Regions from separate parts of the Mus musculus genome. Here all the other regions are linked to region 1. Evidence: chromatin contacts called from ENCODE POLR2A ChIA-PET data. All regions are on one chromosome and are shown on one strand. Each heading gives the region's core, a stretch centred on a gene start or an enhancer-like site at or near the end of the contact. The rest is flanking DNA. Distances are from core to core; before and after follow the strand shown. Region 1 holds the start of Ddit3 (DNA-damage inducible transcript 3). Region 2 holds the start of Cdk4 (cyclin-dependent kinase 4). Region 3 holds the start of Os9 (amplified in osteosarcoma).

What was found. ChIA-PET counts read pairs that join two places held with the same protein, here RNA polymerase II (POLR2A).
Region 2: POLR2A ChIA-PET joins it to region 1 with 25 read pairs in embryonic stem cell. The contact joins the promoter of Cdk4 here to the promoter of Ddit3 in region 1. POLR2A ChIA-PET finds 5 or more read pairs at or near these places in 4 of 5 experiments (Patski and embryonic stem cell).
Region 3: POLR2A ChIA-PET joins it to region 1 with 10 read pairs in Patski. The contact joins the promoter of Os9 here to the promoter of Ddit3 in region 1. POLR2A ChIA-PET finds 5 or more read pairs at or near these places in 3 of 5 experiments (Patski and embryonic stem cell).

What each region holds. Positions count from the first base shown.
Region 1 is chr10:127,289,360-127,292,441 of GRCm38, reverse strand. Ddit3 (DNA-damage inducible transcript 3) reads right to left here and starts at 1,649. Exons shown (of 4, transcript NM_007837.4): 1 at 1,551-1,649. It also overlaps a transcript of Mbd6 not described here.
Region 2 is chr10:127,061,884-127,064,965 of GRCm38, reverse strand. It overlaps Cdk4 (cyclin-dependent kinase 4), which reads right to left and starts at 1,431. Exons shown (of 8, transcript NM_009870.4): 1 at 1,207-1,431; 2 at 513-746; 3 at 246-381; 4 at 1-131. The coding sequence starts at 730.
Region 3 is chr10:127,119,748-127,122,829 of GRCm38, reverse strand. Os9 (amplified in osteosarcoma) reads left to right here and starts at 1,670. Exons shown (of 15, transcript NM_001171026.1): 1 at 1,670-1,873; 2 at 2,285-2,461. The coding sequence starts at 1,712.

The DNA of each region.
Region 1 (3,082 bases), core at 400-2,899:
TATTTTCACGGCTGTGGGTTGACCTAGGGTCCTCTACATACCAGGCAAGCAGTGTACTATTGAGCTACATACCTAACCCTTTGTTTTTGTATTTATTTTGAGTCAGGGTCTCATAATGTAGCCCTGGCTGGCCTGGAGCTCAGAGATCTGCCTCTCTGAGTGCTGGAATTAAATGCATGTGCTATGATCATTCCTCTGCTCAGATCCCCCAATGGCTTCCTGTTTCATGATTGTTAAAGATTAGCATCATGAGGGTGCTTGCAAGGCTCTATGAGACCGGCTGCTTGAGTTTCCTTTCATCACCCTCTCCTGCTTACTCTAGTCCTGTTCCTAAAGATACCGGCATGGCATGCTTATCTTAACTCTGTTGCTCAGCCTCTCCCTTCTATAAAGCTCTAACACCGGGGCTTGGCTCACAGGCTTGGCTTCTGATGACAACCTCTAGTCACCGCCCTGAACTATTCTGCCCTGCTTTTGTTTTTTTTTTCCCTTTTGCTTTATACTGAAATGTAAGTTTTATTGAGAACAGTTTTATCTTTTGCTCCTAATATACCCTGGGTCCCCAGATACTTGGTACATAGTGGGTGCTTATTAGGCATTTGTTAGGAATGAATGGGGAAAAAGCCCCTCCCCCAAGTTCCCTTATAGAGAATTAAGCCCACTGAGCCTAAAGGCAGAGCGGAGCTGGCTGTCTCTGGGGACTGCAGATGCAATATTGCCCTGAGTGTTTCTCTGCAGGGTTGTCCTCTAGGGAAAACTCCCTTGGTCTTCCAGTGTGTGGGACCTGGCTTTCATCAGCAGAGGAGCCCCAGGCCTGAGGGTGCAGAGACAAACAGTGGGCTGGCCTGACGCAATGGTTACACAGTTTAGTTAGGAGACGGGACTGAGGAAAGAAGCAGAGATCAATCAGCCCTGGGAGAAGCAGAAGACCCTGGAGAGATCCCAAATAATTTCCCATAGTTAAAGAGATCCAGGCTGCTCTCTTGTATGGAAACCTAGAAACCTCTGGGGAAAAGGGAAAAACCCATCTATGCTCCTCCCACCAGCACCCCCACTCGCAAAGATCTGTCAGTCTTCGCGTTCTCTTGAACTTGAGAGTCAGCTACTAACGTGGCCATGTTGGCCCCTTGACTGAGGCGCTTCAGCTTGAAAGAGTTGGGGGGAATGAGGCTGGTGAAGAAAAGGCTGAGACAGCCAGAGTCCCCGACTTTGGGGGTGTGTCCTGCTGCCCCGCCTTTCCTGCGAACTGCCCAGGCCTAAGCTGGCCCGCAGTTCGCACTACAGAGACAAGTTCCCGAAGGCAACCGGAGTCCCTCTGCAGAGTGGGGACCAACTCGAGACAAGGGAACGGGAATGCAATCGCCCAATGCAAGAGAGGGCCTGTAAGCACCATTCCTGAATCAGGGATTCCCGGCCTTCACCCTTCCCAGTCTACAAGCTTACAGTGGAAGGGGTGGGGCTACATCCTCCAGAACAGTTGTCTCCAACTTTATAAAATAGCTATGCTGGCCAGGATGGGAAGGTAAGGGTTAGACGGAGCCAGTACTCGCCTCTCTCCTCAGGTTCCGGCTGTTATTCTGGCTCTGTCGCTGCCACCCGCTCATCTTCAACATGATATAATCGACGTGTTAGGCTCAAGATAACTGACCTCAAGAGCGGAGAGCGAGTATCCTTTATGCTGTCCGGCCCCTCCTGGGGGGGGGGCAGGGTCCAGGAGCCTACCAATCAGAAAGCGGCACGCTGGCACTGGCTCCGCCTCATCCCTTACATCCGCCACTCAGGAGTCTCACGGCCCCACCCCCATCGCGCCCTCTGGCTTGAGAGTCTACGTTGTCTCGGACCCGGAAGTGGCTTTGGGTCACGCGGCTTCGCGGAGGAGGTGAGTGAGTCATGCGCGCGCGCGGAGGAGAGCGCGGCGAGGGAGGGGATGGGGGGGCGGGGATGATGCAATGTTTGGCAACCGGTGTCCGCGCGCGCACGCGCAGGGGACGTCGATGGTGGTGGGAGGTGCGGGAGGGGGGCTATGGGGGAGAGAGGAAAGAGGGCGGAGCGCCAGCTCCCAGTGTCCAACGGCCCCAACGGCTGTCCTTCCTGAACTTGTCTGCCCACCTCCCATCACCTTTAACTTACTCCTCCATGAAAGGCTCCCATTTTCCCTGGCCCCTCCCAGCTAATGGGCACCGGGGCTCTGGAACCTCTTTAAAGTTTCCAATTTGTTCACCTGGATTGACATCTCCTCGAATCTTTTAAGAGCTCTCCTCCTCTTTTAGCCTTCTAATGCGTCCCAAAGACTGAGTTCCTTGATAGTCCACCCGCTTCTCTCAGAGAGGCACCTTTAACGCTTGTTTCTGAATCGTCCATTACGTGCTAGGATTGAAGTTCTTTACAGAGTGTAGATTGCTGCCTCCTCCTCATCCCACCCCTGCTTTGTGTGATGCTCTTACGCCCTTCACTAAGCCCAGTATCCACCCTCTTCCTTCTCCGAGATAGCGAGTCCTGTGACTCCCTGCTGAGGAGCTGGCCTCCTGCCTCTAGCTGTCTGAGTTCACGACCTACAGTAGAGCCTGGGACGTGCATGCACTTGAACGCATGATTGCCCTGGACTGGGTCATCAGAGGAAACACAGATTCTAGTTTAATTTGTCCAAGGATTCTACCTTACTCATTTGTAAATTAAACAACGATAAAGGTAAAAAGCAGCTCTGTGGAGAAAACTTGAGTAAAAGTAAAAACATCTTGCAAAACGTATTTTTTTTTTTTTGTGCCATGAAAACAGAGGCCATGTGGTGGCCTATTACATAGTCTGTCGTAGACTCAAGAGGGGCAAGCCAGAGTTTAAGTAGAAACTGAACCAAGACCGGTTGCTATTGGATGGTGCGACGGTGACAGGTCCTTGGCCAGACTGCTCCTTCGCTCCAGACCTTCATTTCCCCTTCTGTTAGTAGAGGTGGGGGGTGGGTTGGACCAGATGGTCTCTCCTGGCCTAAAGACAGACCAGGTTGTCAGTGACAGGCAGAGGTCATGTGACTTGACAGGCTGAGGTCGTGTTGTGACATGTTGACCTGGAGAGGCGGGTCAAGTCT
Region 2 (3,082 bases), core at 182-2,681, 230 kb after region 1:
GCTAGGCCAAAGTCAGCCAGCTTGACGGTCCCATTACTTGTCACTAGAATGTTCTCTGGCTTCAGGTCCCGGTGAACAATGCAGTTTGCATGAAGAAAATCCAGGCCGCTTAGAAACTGACGCATTAGATCCTGTTTTTCAAGAAGAAAGCACAGAACACCGGAAACTATGTATCACTTCAAAATCCCAACAACTTCTATTGCAAAGATCGGTCCACCCTCGCCCCCAGCCCCACCCCTACTCACCTTAATGGTCTCAACCGGCAGGCCCGGTGGAGGTGCTTTGTCCAGGTATGTCCTCAGGTCCTGGTCTATATGCTCAAACACTAGGGTGACCTTGATGTCCCGATCAGTTCGGGAAGTAGCACAGACATCCATCAGCCTGAGAAGAACAAATGATCACCAGCTAGTCGTCCCCTTTGTCTCAACGTGGCCTCTGGCGTTCTAGGGTCCCACTCCTGCCTTACGGGTCCTATTGTCCTCTCCGCCCCACTCCCAATCCAACCTTCTCACCGTACAACATTGGGATGTTCAAAGGCCTCCAGCCTCCTTAACAAGGCCACCTCACGAACTGTGCTGACGGGAAGGCCCCCTCCAGCTGCTCCTCCATTAGGAACTCTCACACTCTTGAGGGCCACAAAGTGGCCACTGTGGGGATCTCGGGCTTTGTACACCGTCCCATAGGCACCGACACCAATTTCAGCCACGGGTTCATATCGAGTGGCAGCCATTCTCGAAGCAGGGGATCTACAATCACAGAGGCTTCTAATACCAAACTCACTCTCACGGTTAGGAGGGGGATGACCCGGCGGTAACAAAGGAACTCCTGCACAAGACCTCGCCAACGCGATCAGCAACATCCCACCCCTCCACACTTCCAGGGCCCGCGCCTTAGGTAACACAAAGACTCCCATCAAACCCTCCTCCTCCGGCCACGTTTTGTCCCGGAGGAAGAAAAAGAATGCTTTCTTTCCTTTCGGAGGACATCGCACTAGGCACAAAGAGGATCACACAGTGCACAGGGTTTGCACCGAAGATTCTGCACTTCACTCTCCAAAATCACACCCTTGCCCGCGACCACAAAGGCCCCACTTCCCGCCATTGGGCCACCTTCCATAATCAGCCAGCGACGCGCACGCGTGGGGAGCTGGAGGGTGCTGGTGGTGGCGGGGACTGGTCCCCCGATCCTGGATGAGACTGCACTCACCTTACGCTCGGCTAAGAGCTCTGGAGGTGGCCCTTTATCTGGGCCCGGGAGCCGGTTCCTGCGGCGCCATACACCGGGGATCGGTCCCGGGCAGCTGGACGCTTCGGGCCAGACCATAGACACAGGCCGCGAGCTAGAGAGGCCCCCTCACCCCCACCCTCACCATGTGACCAGCTGCCAGAGAGGCGCGCGGAAACCCGGGGGGCGGGGCGGGCGCCGGACGTTCTGGACACGTGATCTTCACCCTTGCGCAGTGGGCAACCCGGGCTGCTTTGATGGGAGGGGTGTGGTGGGGAAGGGGGCGGGGCCCTGACGGCCACGTGACCTGTTGCTATCCCACGTGACCCCTTGACTTTGCGCTGGGAAGCAGAGGTGTGGTTACGCTGTGTGGCACGTGACTGGCTGCCATACCCTGACTGCCGAGGGGGTGTGTGGGGGCGAGAGAGGGTGGAGCACAAGGCGGTGTCATGGCAACCGGGCCAACCAGCTCTCAACTCTGGGCTCAAGGCCGAGCCAGAGCGCATCTTCAGTCTCACTATGGGTCTCTGAGTGGGCGGGAGGTCGAGGTGTTAGTGGGAGATCCTGGTGCCAGAAATGGTGCTGTAACATTTCCACTCCACCGCCATGGGGAAACATTCGTATTTGTGTCTTTCTTTTACTCATTCATTCAACACAATTTTACTAAGTGCTTCCTTCCAGTTGGTATGCGATGTTTTTGTTTTGGTGTCTCAGTCACTCGCCCTTTGAAGTGATGATAAAGATAACTAGTATAGGTAATTGTGGTCTTATAAAACAGGGAATAAATAATTTCTATCTGAGGAGGAAACTAGGATTAAAAGATGGACAGAAGGAAATATAATAAGCCACTGTATGGGTATGGGGGGGCAGCAATTTAATGCCCTCCCTCTTCCCAACCTGTAAACCTCCCCAGGAATATTAAAAGCAGCAAGAAGTGATTGAAAATAGGGGTTCTTGATTTTACAAGAGTCTTTACACTAAGATTGCTACATATATATGTGATTGCATAAACAGATGACAGGGTAAGCATGTCCAGGGTCAGTCACCACCACATTGCTGGAAGATGACGTGTCCTTTTGCAAACCTGCAACTCCTCGTTGGGGTCATGTTCCTATTTTTTCCCCAGTCCAGCTTAGAACATATTCTTGATCTGATCAGCGTTTCCTAAATGGTCTGCCTACAGAAATCTAGTTAGACAGAGGTAGATCTGTGTGACGATTTCGTCTGCTCCAACTCCTTTATTGTCTCCCACCTCTTAGGGATATGGGATGAAGGACCATGTTCCCATTTGTGAAAAATTGCCTAAAATCTAGAGCTATTTTAAATTGATTTGGGGTGGGGGTGCTGGGGATTGGAGTTAGTGTTTTTTTGTTTGTTTGTTTGGTTGGTTTTTTGGATTTTCGAGACAGGGTTTCTCTGTGTAGCCCTGGCTGTCCTGGAACTCACTCTGTAGACTAGGCTGGCCTCGAACTTGGAAATCTGCCTGCCTCTGCCTCCTGAGTGCTGGGATTAAAGGCGTGTGCCACCACACCCGGCTTGGAGTTAGTGTTTTTATATGCAGTAAGCATGGGTTCAGTCACTGAGCTATATTCCTGAACCCTAAATTCTAAAATCATATTTGAGACACTAGAGTTGAGGCTGGTCTCAAATTAATTGCAATTTTTGTGCTAAAGCCCCTAAATGCTGTTTTTATAGGCATGAGCAACGATTTTGGCTCTGATTTATTTTATTGTGGATATTTGTTTTGTTTTAATGGAACAAGGTCTCATATAGCCCAGGTTGGTCTTGAAATGGACACGTAGCTAGCCTCAAATACTTGATCCTCCTGCTCCATCTCCCAAGAACTAAGGTTAAAGGT
Region 3 (3,082 bases), core at 421-2,920, 170 kb after region 1:
TCTCAGCGGAGCACCTTTCTCTCAGATGACTCTAGCTTGTGTCACACTGACATAAAACTGCCCTGATGAGTTGAAATGACAGATTGTCGGCTGAGCTAGATTTTTCTATGAACTCAGGCCTACACCAAAACACTTTTCCATCTACCCCTGCCTCTTCCACCCCAGGCATCTCTCTAGCCTCCAATTTGCTTTTTCCTTTCTGACTTGCTTGTTTTGGTTTCTTTCTTGTGTATTAAGGATTTCCCTTAGATAGATAACTGTGCTTGGCTTTCCGAGTTTTTAACTGTGAGGTCTTATGAAGATCTGATCGAAAAGTCTGTGTGCAGGCACATAACCCAAGGTGTTAAAAGCAGGATATGTGTCTGTGTATCTTTTAGATTTTCCCCTGGCGTGGTGAGCTTCCCCGCAGAAATTTTCCAATGGTATATAATGTCTCTCGTTTGCCGTTGTCTAGGAATTGATATTCTCAGGGTTGCTAATTCAGTTACCGTCTGTTTCCAGCTTCATTTCCCTTTTGTTTTTACAGGTTTTCCCTTACAGTCTGGACAAACAGACACTTTACCCACATACCCAAGACCCAGCCCAACTTTAACCAGAAGGCCCTTATTTTTAGTTCTTCCTTCTCCTCTCCCCTGCCTTCCTCCTCCTTGTCTCCTCCTCCTCCTCCTCCTCCTCCTCCTCAAAGATTGCTATTCATAAGCTGGGCTGGCTCCTACTGTTCATCTTTTTGCCTCAGCTTATAATTATAGGCATCTACCTCCACTGTTGGCTCCATTATTATTTCTTCTTCTTTTGAGACAGAGTCTTATGTATTCCAGGCTTGAACCCAACTCTATGTAGCCAAGGATGACTGCTTGGATTCCAGGTGTGTACACCAACTGTGATGCAGCTTGAACCCTGCTAAGCCAGTGTCTGTGTGTATTTGAGAGTGTGACTCAAATATCGAAGGCTGGTCTCAAACTCACAATATGGAAGAGGATGACCTTGAATTATTGAGCCTCCTGCCTCTGTGTCATGAGTGTCGGGATTACAGGCATGCACTACCACACTCTCCTTCTTAAAATAATTTTATTGGAGGGCAAATTCAGGTTTTGACACAGATTATTTGGTTGTTGGTAATATATTATCATATATGTGTATATAAAAATATGTACATGTATATTTGTGTGTATATAAATGTAAATATGTACATAATTATATATGTACATACATAAATATCTGTGCGATATATGTATATTTTTATGAAGAAGCATGCTTCTGTATAGTATATTTTGAAAAGATATTAAGTAACTTCCAAAAATATCCCCCGCACTCACCATCCGCTTCAATATTCTGCCCGATGGAGATGCCATACATTGCAAGAAATATATGAAAAATAGTAAGAAGGTTTATTTCCGACAGCTGGGGATGAGACAACAGGCAAAAGAACACAGCCACATACCACACCTCAGGATTAAGGAGCGAGGAGGGGAGGGGCCCAATCTCGCCGATGATTGGTTGTTGCTCTTGGCCAATCAGAAACAGCTATTGATTTTTACTAACAATGCGACCCGCCTCCCTGGAGGCTTTGACGCCACGTTTACAAATGAGGATGCGTTACGTAAGAGAGAGCTCCCGGACAGCCAATGAAAGCTTGGGGCGCTAATGGGCGGGTGAGGCCGCTGCCAGGTTTGGGGCGGAAGGGACATCTCTAGCAGAGACGGAGCGGAAGATGGCGGCGGAGGTGCTGCTGTCCAGTCTGTTGGGATTGCTATTTCTAGGGCTCCTGTTACCTGCGCGTCTGACGGGCGGTGTCGGGAGCCTGAATTTGGAGGAGCTGAGTGAGATGCGTTATGGCATCCAGATCTTGCCGTTGCCTGTCATGGGAGGGCAGGTAAGGGGTGTGGGGCGAGGTGAGGGTCCTGTGCAAGAGGAAGGGGCGCACGGTGGAGGAGGAAGGGCAACTGCGCACCGGGCTCGGGAGAATGGGGGAATGGAGAAGGGATGGTGGTGTTCCTGCGGTCCTGCTGGGAATGGCAGGCAGACCCATCCTCGGAGACCAGGCACCGACAGGGGTAGGGCTCCCCACTGTAGACCTTAGTTCCCCAGGTCGTAGTGAAATCACTGGGACCCCGCCGGGTGGGGAAGCGAGAACGCCCTCTCCTCCGCTCAGCCGGGGCAGCTGGAGGACTTGTGGCTTATTCTCTCTTCCACTGGGCACGTCCCCAGGGTCTGAAGAGGGATCTCGTTGTTCTTGGTCCCAGCCTCTGCCTCCCTGCCCCTCTTCCCGACCCTTCTTTCCCAGAGCCAAGCTTCAGACGTGGTGGTTGTGTCTTCAAAGTACAAACAGCGCTATGAGTGCCGCCTACCAGCTGGAGCTATTCACTTCCAACGTGAAAGAGAGGAGGAGACGCCTGCTTACCAGGGGCCCGGGATCCCTGAATTGTTGAGCCCAATGAGAGATGCCCCTTGTTTGCTGAAGGTGAAAGGAACTGGGGTGGGCGGAGGGAAGGCTTGGGAACCGGAATGGAGGCCAGTGGGAGTTAAAGGGCCATTGGTGTACTAGATATGTTTGGGGGGGGGGGAGCGTGGGGGGTGGGGTGGGGGCGTGCAAAGCAAAGACTCTGCTGAATGTAGGGAAAGGTTAAGATAGAAGATCTCAAAATAGGTTAAACCAACATCAGAAGGACGGTGGTGGGACCAGAAGAGCTGGAGCCTACCTGTAAAGTCACCTCCTGCTCCTATTGCTCATTACCTCAGGATGCCATTGTATTCCACGAAGTTCAGTGAATACTTGAACCTGTGGGAGTCCTCATCCAAGTGCTTCAAGGATACCATGATTTCTTATCTTTATGGAGGGCAGGGAATGATTTATGCCTGTGATCCCAGGTGGGTCACAGAGCATCATAGCCCTGTCTGAGAAGAAAGAAGAAAGAAGAAGAAAGAAGAGAAGAAGAAAAGAAGAAGAAAGGGCATGGGTGGGGATCAGTTATACTTTAGATGTGCGTCTCCAGCCACGAAAAGAAAACAGCTGTCCCTTCTCACAGAGTCGAGAATGCGGGAGGGGAGAGAAAAAGGGAGGTGAGAACTAAATGACAGGTTA